Regions from separate parts of the Homo sapiens genome. Here region 2 is linked to region 1. Evidence: chromatin loops called from intact Hi-C (ENCODE). Cell type or tissue: B cell. All regions are shown on one strand. Links, peaks and the distances in the headings refer to the core of each region. The heading gives the core; the rest is flanking DNA.

Evidence for each region. A loop is a pair of places that touch in the nucleus more often than their neighbours do. Peaks named below come from ENCODE experiments on the same cell type or tissue, not always from the same donor. Only the 100,000 strongest peaks of a DNase experiment are listed, where the experiment ranks them.
Region 2: it touches region 1 in a loop (2.1-fold over the local background); 2 of 110 quality-filtered maps call a loop at or near these places.

The regions. Positions count from the first base shown.
Region 1 is chr6:32,814,026-32,822,905 of GRCh38, forward strand. HLA-DOB (major histocompatibility complex, class II, DO beta) reads right to left here and starts at 2,977. Exons shown (of 6, transcript NM_002120.4): 1 at 2,836-2,977; 2 at 1,019-1,288; 3 at 295-576. The coding sequence starts at 2,926. It also overlaps a transcript of TAP2 not described here. In B cell, for the core only: no CTCF peak of the experiment used is centred there; DNase peaks (open chromatin) are centred at 1,171, 2,146 and 3,046; H3K4me3 peaks cover 3,554 bases; H3K27ac peaks cover 7,036 bases.
Region 2 is chr6:32,941,437-32,951,204 of GRCh38, forward strand. HLA-DMA (major histocompatibility complex, class II, DM alpha) reads right to left here. Exons shown (of 5, transcript NM_006120.4): 2 at 9,083-9,367; 3 at 8,175-8,453; 4 at 7,835-7,963; 5 at 7,182-7,432. The coding sequence ends at 7,428. Among named protein-coding and RNA genes, the nearest start is that of HLA-DMB, 5.3 kb to the left of the region's middle. In B cell, for the core only: a CTCF peak has its summit at 6,584; DNase peaks (open chromatin) are centred at 3,075, 4,025, 6,565 and 8,715; H3K4me3 peaks cover 6,753 bases; H3K27ac peaks cover 7,908 bases.

The DNA of each region.
Region 1 (8,880 bases), core at 1-8,000:
CATAAGAATGCCTCCTAAATACTAAGACCAAAGAATTAGAGGACACCAGTTCATAGGGTTGGAAGCACATAATGAGGTGATTAGATCTCCTCATTTCTTGGAAGATATGAGGATAGATATCTGCCATGTTTTCTCCCACCCTAACCCAAGGACTCTGGTTTCTGTGACTGTCCCAGATCAAGGGAAAGAATAATTCATGTTGTGACCAAGATAAACGCAGAAGTGACACAGGCTCTGTATTGAGTCAGTATAGTCCTGAGTCAGGCCCAGAGAGTACTAGAAACTAATTCTCACTCCACTCCACAGAAACAGGGCTCAGCAGGCTGGAGTGATCGACAAGGCAGGTGTAGACATGTCCAAGTTCAGGAGTCATTTCTAGCATCACCACAGTCTGAAAGGTCCAGTCTCCATTCCTGATAGGGCCAGTGGACATGACCCCAGCTCTCTCCTCCTGCCCATTCAGGAACCACTTGATCTTGATATCCCCTGGATAGAAGCCTGTCACAGAGCAGTGCAGCAGATTATGCTGGTGCAGGAGTGGGGTCCTCTCTGGGTACACTGTCACCTCTGGTTGCACTAGGAAGGGAGGAAAAATGAGACACCGTGAAAGAAAACCACCAAGCTGGGACAGGAGATTCTTTAGGGACTATCACTATGTCTAATCTCTTTCCCAGATCACCCAAGTGAACACAAAGTATAGGCAAGTCTCAGCCCCCAAGATCAGTAACAGGGTATGTCAATGCCTGTCAGGAGGATTTAGACTTTCTGAGGTACTCCCACAATTACTGCTTCTCTTTGAGGGCACAATAGCCCTCGAAGTCCCTGAGAACCTTGGGGGTCTGAGACCAAGATCACAGTGGCTGACTTGTGAGGATAATATATCACAGCTGGGGCCAGAACATCTACACAGACAACCATTTATCCTAAAGCAGAAAATTGCTTGTAAGAAAGAAGAGCCATGGCCAGGTTCACATGGGGGACATTCCTGAGCCCCGCCAGACCTCAGCTTCCAGCTCACCTTTTCTCCCCACAGTGAAGGGTGCGCCCAGCCTGTAGTTGTGTCTACAGACCCCATCCACGGCCTGTCTGCTCCTCTCCAAGAGATCCAGCCGGCTGTTCCACTGCTCAGCATCTGGCTGCCCCAGCTTGGTCAATGCCACAAACATCCCCACATCACTGTCGAAACGTACATACTCCTCCAAGTTAAAGATGAATCTGACCACAAACTGCACCTTTTCTGTCCCGTTGGTGAAGTAACAGTCAGCCTTTGCCTGAATCACAAAATCTTCTGGAAAACCAAAACCAAAACCATGAACCAGCCCCCTCCTCTGGGAAAACCCATGCCTGGTAAATTACGTCAGACCACATGGATCTAAGAGGAGGCCTTTGACCTCAGTATGCTCAAAAAGCACAGTGTCAAGTGAGAAAAGAAACAGAATGGGATTCAACAGAGAATGACATTTATTAAATTTTAAAAACACATAAAGAGCAATAATGCTACATATTTCTAAAAGCCACTCTCATACTTAGAGACTTACCAGACACGTTTAGAATGGATTCTCTAGGGAGGGGAGAGAATGAGAACGGAGGCAAGAGAAGAGACGAGAGAGTCTTGCACTACTGCCAATAATTACAATGTGCTGTGAACTCATTGGGTAAAATTAAACCAATCCTATGCACTTAAGAACAACAACTACAATAAAAAGGAAATTCAAATGGAGTTAATAATGTAGGTAAGTCAGGAAGGACGTCCTGAAGACATTGCATCTAAGTCAAGACTTGAAAGATAATTGCTATTAATGTTGGGTTGTAATTTACTTTCCTTTCTAAGTTCAGAAGCCTCCTCCAACTCTGAACTGAGCCATAAGAATGACCTTCCTGGGTGAACCCCACTTATCCCTCACTCAGTAGCTAATTTCAGATGAAGTTCCAGCCTGTAATTTCTCAGCATGTATACTCTTCTCTATTTCCTCTAGTAGTCTAAACCAGGGGGGAAATCTGAATTTTTCATCATCATTTAACATCTGTGCTGATTTTTTTTTCAGTTGTATTGTTTAATGGACATTATAAACTCAGGGCGGTTTCTATTCTCTGAGAATAATGATCTCTCCTGGCCAGGTTTGTTCCTCTTTTGTATTTAATGAAACTAACATGCAAAGGGGATTCTGTTCTTAGCACATTACATCCTGTTTCTGCTCATTAATATGTGCTTTCATCTCACATTGCTTCATGGCTGCATATTCTGTCACCTGTGCTAGAAAAATAACAGTGACAAGTAACTTGTACCTGGTAGCCGGAGGACAAGGACAATGTATTCTATTCAACTTCTCTTACTTCTCAAAACTGTTTAGTACAATTCTGACAATATAATAGTGGCTTAATAAATGACAGAAGGAGCAACCTTTGTTTCCAGTTTCATTTGTCCACATATACCCCAACTGAGATTTGTTTCCGTGTCCTGACCAAAAAATCACAGATTGCCTCTGTGACCCAGCCTACTGCAGGTTGTTTCTCCCAGCAGGCTCGAACCCAAGCCAAGGCCTTCAACACGCCCAGGCACTGACTGAGGTTGATACACACAATAAGGATCCTAAACAAGACACAATGTTTCCCTCTTCCTGCCTCCCTACCCCTTGAATAGGTGGCTCTGGTATATGAAGTCCATCCCATGTAAAGAGGCAAGGCGTACCTTTCTGCCAAAGGGAAGAACACTGTTCTTTGAAACCAAAAGCCACTTCCAGTCTGGTCTGTGGCCTGGACTTACAAAGAAAGGCATCACTCCCCCATGCCAATTCTTGCATACACACTGGAAAAAAACAATTGCTCTGTTCTTACCTGGAGAGTCTGTGCCTTGAGTCATGGAGGAATCCAGTCGGGTCAGATTCACTAGCAGAGCCACCACCCAGGGGACCCACCCAGAACCCATTCTGGAGAAAGGAAAAAAATGAGATAGTAAAATCGTCAGCCTCTTCAGAATGAGCTCATAAAATTCAGTCAGAAAGTACCCATTAAGAGTATAAATCGCTGTTTTTCTGGCTTCCCCAGGATTGGAAACTCCTCAGATTGACAACCAATCAAGATAGAAGAGTTTTGCATCATCAGGTACTGGGTAGGATACTTTCACAAAGTTGTGTCATACAACTCAACCATTGTTTGCCTGCAGAATCACTGACAGTAATTTAGGTATACTAAAAATGGGCTGGGAGAAGAAGTAAAAATATATGTTTGACATATTATGGGGCCCTAGAAGAACTAGGCAGACTGTTTATTATGTATTCTTCTATTCCCTGGCCTGTTCTGACCAATAGGTCTCCCTTCTTATTGGGTGTTGACATTGCCGACAGGCAGTGTGTAAATTAAGAAGGAATTAAGAGTATGTAAATTAAGCATTCTGAAGCATATGCCTCAAGAAGATTTAGTAAAGGGATTATCAGAGAAGAAATAGAAGACATAGAGAACATTTGGAGAGTACGATTTCCTATAAGCCAAAATGACCACAAAAAAAGAAAAGAAAAGAAAACATGGAAAGAGAATTCTCAAAGAATAAAATTTTGCAAAAAGGCTCACCAGGATACAATCTAAGAGAGCATTATTGTGTTTTATGGTTAGTAGGGCACCAATAACCTTCAAGAGGACAGCAGAGTGTTAAAGGTAGAAGCCATATTTCAAAAGAATGAATTGGAAACAAGAAAACAAAGGCCGCAGATTAAAACAGTCTTTCAAGAATTTTGAAAGTGAAAACAAAGGAAAAAATGGGATACACTTTAGAAAAAAACAACACTAAGAAAAAATACTTTTCTTGGGTTTTTTAAATTGACACGTAATAATTGTACATATTTATGGGGTACAGCATGATGTTCCAACACACCTATACATTGTGTATTGATCAAATCAGGGTAATTAGTATGTGATATATATACATGATGGAATACTATTCCGCCATAAAAAAGCATGAAATCCTGTCATTTTCAACAACATGGGTGAACCTGGAGGGCTCTATGTTAAGTGAAATAAGCCAAGAACAGAAGGACTATATTACGTGATTTCACTCATATGTGGAATCTAAAAAAGTTGACCTCATCGAAGTAAAGAGTACGTTAGGAGTTACCAGAGGCTGGGGAGTCAGGGGTAGAAATGGGTAGAGGTTGGTAACAAGTACAAAGTTACAGTTAGACAGAAGGAATGAGTTCTGGTGTTTTGGGAAAAGAAACTTTTAAGACAGGAGAGACTTCAACAAGGTTGCAAGTGAAGTGCAAGGTATCTGTAGAAAGGAGAAACTGAAGAGAAAAAAGAGAAGAAAGGGGACATTTTCTCCAAAATGCTGTGGTCTGAATGTCACTCAAAATTCAAGTGTTGCAATTTAATCACCAATGTGATAGTATCAAAAGGTGGGCCCTTTAGGAGGTGATTAAGTCATGAATGCAGAGGCCTCCTGAATGGGATTAGAGACTTTAAAAAGGGCTAGAGAGAGCAGGGATGATGGCTCATGCCTGTAATCCCAGCACTTTGGGAGGCTGAGGAGGAAGATTGCTTGAGGCTAGGAGTTAGAGACCTGCCTGGAAAACATAGTGAGACCCCCATGTCCAAATAAAATTTAAAAAATTAAAGAAATAAACATGGTGGCATGCACCTGTGGTCTTAGTTACTTTGGAGGCTGAGGTGGGAAGACTACTTGAGCCCAGAAGTTCAAAGTTGCAGTGAACCATGAATGCACCACTGTACTCCAGCATGGGTAACAGAACGAGGCCCTGTCTCAATCAATCAATCAGTCAATCAATAAAAATAGAAGGGCTGGAGGCAATAGCTTGGCACTTTTGCCCTTCTGCCTTCCTCCTTGTGAGGACTGTTACACTGGAATGATTTGACTCAAGTGTTTAGTTAAGTATTCTTTCAGTAAAACCTAGACAGTAAAACACTATCTTTAAGCAAATAAAACCAAAAGTGCAAATTGTAATTCACCATCTATGTTATTATTATTTAAAGGGCAATGTTTACTCATCATTTCACATCATCTTTCAGCATGAAATGTGCCCCTGATTTGCCTATACTGTGCATGTTAAGAATGAACCCAGGGTATCATGGTAACCACAAGTTCACTTCAGTGACTTTTTTCAGGTCGATGGCCAAGGCATCAAATCTTCCAGGGCCATGACCTTGAACTTCTAGCTTCCAGAACTGTGAGAAATAAATTTCTGTTCTTCATAAATTACCCTATCTCGTGTATCTTGTTACACTAACACAAATGGACTAAGACAGAGAGCATAAGGCTTGGGGGAAGAAGGGTACACTTCTTCAGATAAAAGAATAAAGACAGGACGATTAGCAGGGGATAAAGGGGAATGAGGAAGTTCCATTTAGATGGTTGCAAGGGAGTCAGCTGAGAACAAGGCAAGATCTGTCAAAAAGGAGTTGGAAGAAAATATATTTGATAACTAAGAAGAGCAAGAAGTGGTCTGTAAGTGAGTTTTTAAAGTTTTAATTAAGCAGGATTCAGAAAAGAGAGGTGAGATGCAATTGTGCAACCTTTTACTGTTCTATGACCCTTAGTAAATGCCCTTGGTTAGAGGCCTGGATCAGACCAATCAGAAAAATAATTTCTTCTCCATGGGAGATTATAACAGGTAAAGAAAAAGAGAGCAAGACGTGGAAGACATCGCTAGTGTTCATCCTCTAATTCCTAGGCCCATGGAAAACGAGAAACTAGACTTCCTACTCTCCTGGAGCTGTGTGACTCGTTCTCACCAATGGAAAGTGAACAAAAGGTTCCTGGTCAAAGAATTTAACTCCTCGTGCATGACTCTTCTCCTCCTCCCCTACCAAGTCAACCAAGACAGCCTTGTGTTGAGATGGCACAATCCCAGTAGAAAAGCAGTCTAATTAGCTGAGTCACCATGAAGAGCAGCTGCCCCAGGGAATCACTCACACCTACAACACACTCTGTATGAATGAGAAACAACTGTTCTTTAAAGAAGGTACTGGCTTGGTTACCACAGCCTGGCCTGACTTGACTTAACTGCTACAGGACAGGAGCTAGGAGGCTGACCCCTCTCCCTCCACATCTCTCATGTAAATGTGACGATTCATGAAGTGGAAGGCTGGCCACAGGCTTACTGGTAGACCCCCGAGTACAAGGCATTTGACCCTGGTTTTGAGTACTCCTCCTCCAGGTGGATGGCTGTGGAGCTCACACTGGCGAGGGCTTGTGTGGAGCCGAGGATAAGGAGGCATCAGAGGGCACTCAAGCCACTGGGTCTAACTTCCTCCCTTCTTCCTGCCCACACCTACCTTAGTCTTTCCCAGATGTTTTATTGCATTTGGAAATGGAGACAAACACTCAACACAGGCTAAGTGAACAAGGACACGGCACGGAGATGATCAGATGCAGTAACAGCATGAGCGGGTGGAAGAGGCGTGTGTCCCCTTCTTTGTAGACAGCACCATGGCTGGCTTCTGCAGCTTCCCTCAGAGCTGAAGGAAGGGCCATGTGGAGAGGAGAGGAAGGGCCTAGACAATATGGATCAAACGGGGGCCTGTATTTAGATTTAGAGGAGAGAGGGGGTTGATAAATGGCAAGGGATGTGGGGATGGGGAGGAAGTGGAGGATATGGCGCTGGACCAGAAAGTTAGGAGGGCTGCTCTTTCTTCTCTGTAAATGTGTCTAAGGCTCACAAACTCTAAAATCTGACTTGCCTACATAATAATAGCTAATGTTTGTCAATTGCTTATTATGAGTTCATTTTCTAAGCATTATATAAATGTGTGCGTGTGTGTGTATGAGAGAGAGAGAAAGAGAGAGAATCATCACACAAAACCCTTTGCAGTAGATACTATCATGATCTCCCTTTTACAGATGAGGTAAGGATGGAATGAACCAAAGTTCACATAACTAGTAAGTCCCTAGGCTATACTTTTTCTGTCACACTGTATTTCTTGGGAAGCCAGGGAAACTTTATTCCTACAGCTTTAGCATTCCGGTAATGATAAGGTACACAAAAAGGGAAAATAACCAAGGAATTTCATCATAGCTGTTTGGTGTCAGGACAGATCTCTGTAAGGAAATCATATCCTACCTAACCAAAGGAAATCAGTGATCTCACATGACAAGCAAGGAATGGCATAGAGCCTGGCATGGGAACTAAGAAGAGAAAGCAATAAGCTTCAGTTAGCAAGCTATGGATCTCCTTAGATGGCCTCTGGTACATCTTAAATAAACTGAAGCATCAGATTCACCCCCATTAGAAGCGTTTTTGAGTCATTTTCTGTGCATAGTGTCAGTGTCTACGATAGAAGGGCCTGGGCTTATCAGAGACACTGTTCAGTTCTGGGGAGACAAGAGGAAAAAGATGTGGTTTTCTTCCTTTCTCCTGTATTTATGTTTTTGTCTTCTACTTGAACGAGCCTGAAAAATAGGGCAGGGTGTTTTGATCTTTTTTTCCTGCCTGACTTCAGCCAGCAGCCCTCCCTAAATAGCTACAGGCTCCTCTGTGATTTTTCACTCAAGCTCATATTTTGCTTCTCTCTTTTCTTTCCTTCCCCTTTCTCTGAGGAGTGAGAGAATTTGGGTGTATGTGTGGTTGTTTTTTGAGGGTGGCATAAAATTATTATTCTCCCTATTGCCTGACACAAATATCCCTTCAACTGCTATTTTGGTGACTTTGACATGGAAGTAAAACGTACATCTCAATTCATTTTCTTCCTTCTACTTCCTCCTAACACATCAACATAATCCACACTGCCCTGGAGGAGTTATGAAAAATATTCTGAGTTTCTAGGTAGAATATTAAATCATACTTTTAGAGAACACATTGTTGAGCTACAGTTTAATTGAAGGAATTGTACTAGGCTAAGAATTTTGCCAGCTCAAAATACTGGTTTAATTCTTTCTCAGTGGTGATTGACGTCTCAAACCAGCAAGAGGTGTAACATGAGGGGAAGGGGCTGGGGAAGAGGGAAAGGATGTAAGAAACAAAAGAAATAGTTAGAATTTGGGGTGTCCAAAGCAAACTCATGATCCCACCTAGTGAGAATCCATTTGGAAACTGAGGAACCAAAGGCTTTGGGCTCCAATCTGCAGCCACTTCTTTGATACGACTTTGGGATAGGTGGACTCACCCGAAGTATTGTTTTACATGTACTATTTGCCTCAATTTCCCTGTGATGGTTTTGTCCATCACCTCATCCTGAAAAAATAAATGTTGGTGATGCTTTGTTCCACATATTCGTTCATTTGAACTCATTATTCCCAGGAAATATCCATTGAAATTCAAAATATCATGAACTTCCAAAGGGTTTTCTAGAAAAAAAAAACAAAAAAAACCCCTTGATCTTAATGGGTGTTTTTTAATCTGTGCTAGAATCTGTTTGCAATGTTTTATTTAGGATTTTTGTGTCAGTATAATAAGTAAATTCATCTACAATTTTTATATTTGTGCATTGTCATAGTTTAACATCAATATTATACTTGCTTCATAAAAAAATTTTCTTCTATGCCATTGAGCCATTTAATTTTTGTTTGTTTGTTTGTTTGTTTTAGAGACAAGGCCTCACTCTGTTGCCCAGGCTGGAGTGCAGTGGCACAATCATAGCTCACTGCAGCCTTGAACTGGGCCCAAGCGATCCTCCCACCTCAGCCAAGTAGTTGAAACCACAGGCACGAGCCACCACATCTGGCTAATTTTTGTATTTTTTGTAGAGACGGGTTTTCGCTGTTGCCCACACTGGTCTTGAGCTCCTGAGTTCAAGCAATCCGACTGCTTAGGCCTCCCAAAGTGCTGGGATTATAGGTGTGAGCCACTGCACCCGGCCTCTATTTTCAATTTTAAAAGTTTGATATAGATGTAGCATATCTATTTTTTTATTGATAGTAATATCTTCTATCTT
Region 2 (9,768 bases), core at 1,769-9,768, 130 kb after region 1:
GGAAGAAGGCACAGACAGAGTACAGAATTGTCTGGTCTCAAAGCAAGACTGCAGAATAAGGGAAGCAGCGCCACCATGGAGATCAGGAATAGGGGCCTGGAAAATCCCTCCATGGGCCTCCATTGTTGCTTCTGTTCTAGCCAGTCAAGCTTCATTTCCTCCTCAGTTATAATAGCTGCTTTCCGGAGCTAGTAAACCATATCCTCCTACACTCTGAGCAATCTCACGGGGTAGACCGCAGGTTAACACCTCTCAGACTCCTTGAAAAATAGCTGGTGACGGGTCAGTGCCCAGAGCTCACCTGCCTTTCGCCAAACTCTAAACACCCCTGTGTGTTTCCCCTACTATACCCTGTTCCCTGGGGGCAGGTCCCTGCATTATGAAGCCACTAGGAAAATGAGATAAAGCTTTCCTACTTTTCTTCCCCTGAAAAGACAGATTTTGTTTTTTATTTTTTGAGAATACCAAGTAAGATTTTATTTTTTATTTATTTTAAATTATTTTAACCTTTGTTTTAGGTTCAAGGGTACACATGCAGGTTTGTTATATAGGTAAATTGTGTGTCATCGGGATTTGGCGTAAAAATTTATTTCATCACCCAGGTAATAAGTATAGTATCTGATAGGTAGTGTTTTGATCCTCTCCCTCCTCCCATCCTCCACCCTCAAGTAGGGCCCAGTGTCTATTATTCCCTTTTTTGTGTCCATGTGTACTCAATGTTTAGCTCCCACTTATAAAAGTGAGAACATGCAGTATTTCATTTTCTGCTCCTGTGTTAGTTTGCCTAGGATAACAGCCCCCAGCTCCATCCATGATGCTGCAAAAGACGTGATCTCGTCCTTTTTTGTCTGTGGAGTATTCCATGGTGTATATGTACCACATTTTCTTTATACAGTCTACTGTTGGTGGGCATTTAGGCTGATTCCATGTCTTTGCTATTATGAATACTGCTGCAGTGAGCATTCATGTGCATGTGTCCTTATGGTAGAACAATGTATACTCCTTTGGGTATATGCCTAATAATGGGATTCCTGGGACGAATGGTAGCTCTGTTTTAAGGTTCTTGAGAAATTGCCAAACTGCTTTCCTCAATGGCTGAACTAATTTATGTTCCCACCAGCAGTGTATAAGCCTTCCGTTTTCTCTGCAACCTCTCCAACATTTGTTATTTTTTGACTTTTTAATAATAGCCATTCTGACTGGTGTGAGACGGTATCTCATTATGATTTTGATTTGCATTTTTCTAATCATTAGTAATGTTGAACATTTTTTCATATGCTTCTTGGTCACGTGTGTGTCTTGAAAAGGCAGATTTTATGTATTTGCGTATTTATTTTTTTCACAGGTTTTTTTTTTGAAAGTCTCACTCTGTCGCCTAGGCTGGAGTACAGTGGGATAATCTCGGCTCACTGCAATCTTCGCCTCCTGGGTTCAAATGACTCTCATGCCTCAGCCACTTGAGTAGCTGGGGTTACAGTCATGTGCCACCACTCCTGGTTAGTTTTTGTCTTTTTTTTTTTTTTGGTAGAGACAGGGTTTCATCATGTTGGCCAGGCTGTTCTTGAACTCCTGACCTCAAGTGATCCACCCACCTCAGCCTCCTAAAGTGCTAGGATTACAGGCATGAGCCATCGTGCCTGGCCTGAAAAAGCAGATTTTAAACGGCAATTCATTCTTCTATCCCATTGTGAACTATACAGTTGATGGATTTTCCATCACTAACTTGAAACTCTAAATTGGCTTCCTTCTGCTCCCCAGTAGGTTTCAGGGCTGCCTCTTCACATCTTAGTTTCTGAGAACTCTTGGATTTTATTAAATAGTGAGCTAAACAAAAGAGGATTGTGGAAGGGGCCCCTTGACACCACACTTACCTGCCCTCCCTCAAAGTCCCTGATCTCAGGAAAATCTAACACCTATGAAGAAAATGGGGATAAAAAATGCATACAAAGATTATTACCAAAAACGAAAGATTCGTTGTGTAACTAATTGAGATTAACTGAAGCTCTGCCATAGCTCCCAGCCACTGCCCCCACTCACCTTGCTTATATACTCTAACTCTGCTAACGAACTGTCAAGTGTGTTGGAATGGGCAGAATATGGGGTGGGGAGTGCATAATCTGTAGAGCTTCTACAGATACAGTGCTAGGTAGGTCCTTTCTATAATATCTCATCTCATCTTAAAAGACTTGTTGGCCGGGCATGGTGGCTCACGCTTGTAATCCCAGCACTTTGGGAGGCTGAGGAAGGCATATCACCTGAGGTCAGGAGTTTGAGACCAGCCTGGCAAACATGGTGAAACCCCGTCTCTACAAAAAATACAAAAATTAGCTGGGTGTGGTGGCGCGTGCCTGTAATCCCAGCTACTCTGGAGGCTGAGGCAGGAGAATCGATTGAACCTGGGAGGTGGAGGTTGCAGTGAGCCGAGATCGTGCCACTGCACTCCAGCCTGGGTGACAGAATGAGACTGTCTCAAAAAAAAAAAAAAAAAAAAAAAACTTGTTAATTGTCCTCATTTCCCAGGTTGGAAAACAGGTCCAAAGATTCACACCCAAGGTCTAAAGGCTGTAACTCCTCTTCTTATACAGCTGTTACACATGCACATGTGTACACACACACACACATACACACTCTCTTGAGCATGCCCACACACTCACTACATCTTGGAACTGGGATGGCTCAAATAAAGGGAGTTAGTGAGGCCTCCGCTGAGAAAGAGAGAAAGAGAAGAGTCACAATCCATAACCCAATTCACCCAAGTCTTATCTTTCCTGTCCTCAGAGTTCCTTCTGCTCTGAGAACCACCGTCCCTTCCACTTTCTCTTTTGACAAGTTTCAAAACTGAATTTTCCCCCACACCCCCCCAATACATTTCCCCCTCACATTCCTCCCCATCCTGCCCAGGTAAGCTGTTAGCCTAACCTTATAGGAACCAAGTCCTGGGATCCTTTTCAATGTCTACAAAGCCTAGCCCTGGCAAGGGAGCACTGGCTGTGTGGTCCTGTGCCAGCACTGAACATGGCCCTAGCCAGTAACAGTGGGGCTGAATGTAGTTCCCTCTTATGTCTAGATCTCTGCTCCGGCAGTCAAAGGAGATGTGAAACCTTCTGTGAGGCCACAACAGGAAATGGTAGGAGAGGATTTCACTTCTCTATTAATTCAAACACTGAGGGAGCTTTTTAGAATAAAGAAGGACAGAAAACCCAGACACCTGTGCTCAGCAGTGTTTTCCTTCCTCTCCTCCTCCCAACCCTTCCATTTTTACAGATATAGCTCTGTCTTTCCACCTCTAGCCAATTCAAAATAACATTTCAGTTGCTCTGTCCATTGTTACTTATTTGTTAATTATTGATATAGCACCGGGACCGAAGAGGTATGGAGCCCCAACCAGGTTCCCACATGTTGCCTTTCTTTTATTGCCTCTACACAACCACCCAAAGAGTGAGTCCTCTCCTTTCCCATTGCCTCTGCCCTTAGCCTGACCACCACATGCCTGCAGTAAACTAGTCCCAGGGTTTGTGTGCAAAGCATTACTGGGAAAATACAGAGTGAGAAGATATGGATTCTGCCCCCATATCGCTTTGCTTGTACGTCAATTGGGGAGTGAGAACAAACACTTTAAATAGTTTATATTAAAGTAAGTAAGCAATAAGGCCAGTGGTCTTAAAAGAGAAGAGAGAAATCACCATGGACATGGTAGACAGGGAGTACTCTCAGTCGAGAGGGCCTGGAATGAGCCTTGAATACTGGGCTGGATTTGTGTTGGAGAGGAGGAAGGCAGTTGGCATTGTAGGTCTGGTGTATAGCTCCACAAGCTTGACAATGCTGTGAGGTGCCATCAGGGAGGAGGTGTCCTACGAGAGCCTGGGTTAGCTAAAACAAAGACAAGCTACAATAACGTCACTGGCACTGCACGTTGGAGGAAGTCACAAATGTGATTTCTTGTTTTTTTCTGAGAGTATGGCCATAATAATAAATCTCTTCTAGGCACTTCCTAAAGTTGCTCCATGTCAGTTCGCAGGTTCTTGGGGCAGACGGTTTTAACTGAAGTCTCCATTTTATAAACACAAAATTGCTCAACCAGTTAATCACGCCTCATAGCATAAGACCACATTCGTGACTTCAGTGTCTTTTCAAAACTACACACACCTACATCCTGCCAAGATTATATTACTTGCCCAATCTGTCCAATCCCCACCCCACCCCTGCCATCTACCCCTTACCTCACCTCCGCCCACACACACACCCTCCTACCCTGTCAGGATTCACTGCTCTAGACCCTGACCTTTGGATTATAGTTTCTGTAGTCAGTTCACCATCCTTCCAACCTACAGTCAAATTATTTGAACTACTAGGGATAGTCTATCTGATTTGCCACAACTATTTTTCCTTTTTTAATTTTATTTTTTGCCACCACAACTATTGAAGAATGCTATCTTCATCTTACCCACGAGAAAATGGAGGCAGAGGGAGGTTAAGTGGTTGCCCAGATTTACCCAGATACTAAGTAATAAAACCATTACTTGAACTCAGGATTTATTACTTTAAATCCTGTATTGCCAATAATCAATTGGAAAATAACTGAAAATTGCCTACTATTTATAATAACAATAAAAACCATAGCATATTTATGAATTAACATATCAAATATAAGAATTTTAAGAAAAAAGAAAACTTTATTGAAGTGCACAAAGACCTGAGAGGTGTAGAGATATACCATATTCATGGATAGGCCATGCTAACATAATGACAACCTCTCCCCACATCTCTAACCTAAATGCTACCCCAATTAAAGTAACAGTAGGATTTCAGGAGAATTTAACAAACTGATTATAGAATGTACATGGAAATAAAGTCCAAGAGTATCTTAGAATATTTTGATAAAGAAAAGGAAAATAAATTTTTTGGGAAGGTGGTGAAGGAATGGAGACTAGTTCTACTAAATAGTAACACATATTAAAAAGCCAAAATAATCAAACAATATGATACTGATTAGTAATGAGAGAAAAGCAAATTAAAACAACAAAATACCACTCTACACCCACCATGTTGCCAACATTTGAAAGTCAAATAATTACAAGCATTAGTGAGCATAAAGGGAAATGTGAACTATCTTGCTCTGTTGATGGGAGTGTAAACTGTTTATGATCCCTGAATTATAGAAATTATAAACTAGTTGGGCGAAAAAATTAACATAGGAAATAAAGCGGCATATCCCAATCCTTAGGTTGAGTGCTTTAAGTCTTGGAAGATTTCAATAAAGAGAAATTAGGGGCAGGTTCATGGAATAAGTTGAACTGGAGTTGGACCTATGGAGTGGGTTAAGACAGGAACAAGATGAGCAGAATAAAGAAAGCATTCTTGTGAGAGGAAAGAGCCTGGGCAAATGCCCTAAACCAAAACCAGATATAATACCTCAAGGAAGAGTGAGGAAAAAAGATTTATTCAAGAATAGCATTCCTGCTGGGAATAGTGAGTAATATTTTTTATTAGAAAAGGGGCACCAGACTAGAGAGGATACTGAGTGCTTCTAGAGTACTTAAGTAACAGTATCATAGAAGGTTTCATCAGAGAGCATCTAATCTAAGCCCATCATTTTACAGATGAAGACTTTGAGGCCCAGAGAGGGGAAGTGACTTGTCTAAAGTCACACAGCATAATAAAGCACTTTTAAGTCTTGCCTGACAGGAAATATCTAGATAAGTTGGAAAACAGAGAGACAGAGAAATTAGGAAGAACTAGAAAGCACCACATCTAGAATTACTAACATGAGAATAAAAAGAAAAACATCTAAAATGGAGAAAATACAATACTTGAAGCTAGTATTGAGGTATATTTCAGAAAAGAGAAAGAAGTCTACGAGGCAACTAAGTTCTCCTCTGAAGATCAAGACCAATAATGATAAGGTTAGGTTATTCAGCACATTTTCTATGTGCCAAACACTATTTTAAGCATTCTGTAGGTATTAACTTATTTAAGCTTCACAGCATGAGGATATGCTGCCTTATTTCCTATATTAACTTTTTCACTCAACTAGTTCATAATTTCTGTAATTCGGGCATCATAAACAGTTTACATTCCCACCAACAGACCAAGATATTACAGTTCACATTTTCCTTTATCCTCGCTAATACTTATTTGACTTTCAAATGTTGGCAACATGGTGGGTGTAGAGTGGTAAGGGGGACACCATTGTTATCATCATCCTTTTACAGAAAATGACACCAAAGCACAAGTTAAGTAACTTGCCCAAGGGCTCACAGCTAAACGCTGACAGTTACGATTGAATCCCCAGCAGTCAGGTTCCAGAGCCCATGCTTCTTAACCGGTACACATGATGCTGTTAGAAATGAGATGGTTCAGAGACAGTGCAACTTCTCTTAGGGAGAATTTAATATTTTCTTTTAGATTAGACTCTAGTACAATGCCAAGAACAGAAACTCCCTCACCAAATAATTGCCCTCTCAACTTTATTGCCACCCTGTCATCCAAAGCAACTCCCAGACCCTAAGGAATGCAAGAAAGAAAGCATATGCAAAGCAATTTACCACCAGTGGTCATGTGCTGCCACCTTTCGTTATCTTCCCAGGACAGCACCTGTGCAGTTCTCCTTGGACAGTTCACTCAGGCCAAGGAACAGATTGTCAGGAAAGACATGTGAATTCTTTGCCCTTCCAGGCTGTTTTCACTTCATGTTAGGGGCTTCATGATACTGTTTTCCCAGAACTGACATAACTGATTGGTATAGCACTTGGGAGCTTATTCTTCCCATCCCTGAGCTTCTGTTTCTCAGTTACGGTGAGGGTTGAAGGGAGTTATATGTTCCTCAGGGCAGCCTATACGAGACATAAACATTTTCACAAACAGTAAAATACACAACACACACACACACGCACAAAACACACAAGCAGCTTCCTTAACCATTTTGTAAGCAGATTATTAGAAAATAACTCTGCCTTCGTTTCTCACATATTTTGCACAAACCGATAGATGGAAAAACATCATGTACCGCCAAGACCAGGGAATAAGAGCTCAGCTGGCAAATTAGGGGTTTTCCCTATTTCCCTCCCTAACGAGGTCAAGCTGTGTTCAGGTTAAGGCATGCTGAATTTGAAACGACAACCCACTCAAGTTGAGATATCCAGAAACAAATACCATGAGTTAAGAAAGAAGCCACACTGATATAAAGAAATGAGATTTATTGCCTTGTGGGGGGAAGGGATGTGGTTGTGATAGGCAGGCCACTCTGGGATCCCTGGGATGCAAGCCCAGGGACAGCAGAGTCCCCAGGTGGGAAATCTACACACACACCCCAGGGATGTCCCAGAGACTTCTACCCTAAGAGGAGATCCTGGGCAGGATGTGAGAAATCTGAGCATCCTCTGTTTGGATGGCCGAAGCTGCTGGCATCAAACTCTGGTCTGGAAGAATCAGTCTGGGGGAGAGACAGGGATGGAGGAAAGGCATCAGGGGATCCATCCTCCTCCTCCTTCTCCTCCTCCTCCTCCCCCACAAAGGCCTTGCTCGCCCTGCCTGCACCACACCCTGCAGAAGTTGATCTCTCCTTGTTCCCAAATCATCTCCAAGCACCCTTCCTACAGCACCCCATGATTCCTTTTTTCACTCAAAGCAATTCTTGTGACCCATAACTGTGTGTGTGTAACTGGGTCCCCAACTGGGAAGATGTGCCCCCATGGTGCTGGATACAGGCCCCCACACCCAAGGGCCTGAGGATCGCTATATGTCCCCCCATGCCACAAAATAATCCTGACACATGCACGCATGCACCACTGTATCTGGCTCCCACAGGCTCACCCGCCCCCTCCAGATGACATACCACCTGAGCAAGGCTTCCGGAAGTAGATGATGAGAACAATGCCCACGATGATGCCCAGCACACCCAGGCCAAAGGCCACGCCACACAGCACATTCTCCAGCAGATCTGAGGGCAGTGCGTTCCGGGGTACTGGAGGAAATGAGTGGCTCAGCCTGGGGACCTAGTTAGGGAGCCTCCCACCCAGGGAAATGACGTGGGTGTCTGGGATGACATGGGAGACTGGGATGGGCTTAGGGTAGGAATGGACTAAACAAGGTACCAGTGGAGAAAGAAGCCTCCTCCCATGGATCTATCCCTTTTTGCCCCCAAAAGGACCAGAATTCCAGGGAGAAAGCCTCACCCCAATAGGCAATTGCTGTGTAGCGGTCAATTTCGTGAGTCACAATGCAGGAGAAAATGTCAGAAGGTTCTGGTGTGAAGTTTAAGTAAGAAAAGGCCTGGAAGCTGAGTCCATCGACAGCTGAGACAAAAGTAGGCCCAAATCCTTCCACAGGGACGGAATGATGCTGCCAGTTCACTGTCAGCATGGGTGGGAAGAGATTACTGACAAAACAGACCAAAGTGTTGGGCTTGCCAAACTCCAGGGGCTTCAGCGTGAACACTTCAGCGATAGGAAACCCTGGTGGGGGGATTGAAGTGTAGGGGGAAAAAGAGACTAGTTTAGATGGTATCTCTGTGTTTGGAGGGGCCATGGCATATGGAGGGGAGGGCAGAGAAGAACACAGTGGGTCAGGCTTTGGGAGACAGAGATGAGCGAGGAGCTGGGCTCTGAAGGGAGGTCTTCTTCCAGGCAAGGACTGCAGCTAGACATAGAAGCAGAGCCAGATCCAGGCTACTCTGGACCCCTCCACCATGACTTCCTTCAGCACTTCCTGTCTAGAGCTCACATTGATGTCTAACCATGCACTGTCTTCTCACTAAGACATAGTCACGTCATCAGATATTTCCACTCTTCCCATCCATCTTGCTGGGCATAGTAGCACAAGTGTTAATATTCAGTAGGTATCAGTTGGTACCTGTTGAATTCATCACATTCAATACATAGTTCTGAATGCCTACTACATGCTAGGTACTTCGGCCCACCAAAAGAACACAGGGTGCAGACCAAGGCTGGTGGAAAAATTAAGGTGATGAAGAGAACCAGAAAGTATTTGAGATGGGGAGCTGGTATCAAGGGGAATTATTCAGTGTACAGATCAATGAGGTTAATGCAGCCCTCCTCCCTTCACTCCCCAGAAAACTCCTGACCTCTGGACACCGGGATTTTCCCATCAAGTTTTGGCCCTATTTGCTGGATCATCCACTCGCAGAACTCTTTGTCAAATAAAATGGCAGGAGCATCTCCCTGTTCCTGAGCCCAGTCAGCAAATTCGGGCAGGCGAGGCACCCGAGTGTTCTGGGAAAAGTCGAAGAAGAAAAGCTGGTCCTCGTCGTAGGCCTCAGAGAGTCCCACACTGGGACTCCCATCCTGGCAGTACACTGTGTGCAGGAATGTGTGGTTTTGCAGGTCATCTGGCCACATTGGAGTAGGAGCTGCAAAGGACACAGGGTGAGGTTCAGGGAGGTGGGAGCCTTCTCCTCCAACTTAAAAAACAGCAAGGTGGGGCTAGGCGCAGTGGCTCATGCCTGTAATCCCAGCACTTTGGGAGGCCAAGGTGGGTGGATCATGAGGTCAGGAGTTTGAGACCAGCCTGGCCAGCATGGTGAAACTCCGTCTCTACTAAAAATACAAAAAAGTAGCTGGGCATGTTGGCATGCGCCTGTAGCTACTCGGGAGGCTGAGGGAGGAGAATTGCTTGAACCAGGGAGGCAGAGGTTGCCGGGAGCTAAGATTAAGCCACTGCACTCCAGCCTGGGTGACAGAGTGAGACTCTGTCTCAAAACAAAACAACAAAAACAAGCAAGGCCTGCTTAAGGAGCGTGGGCTGAGGTGA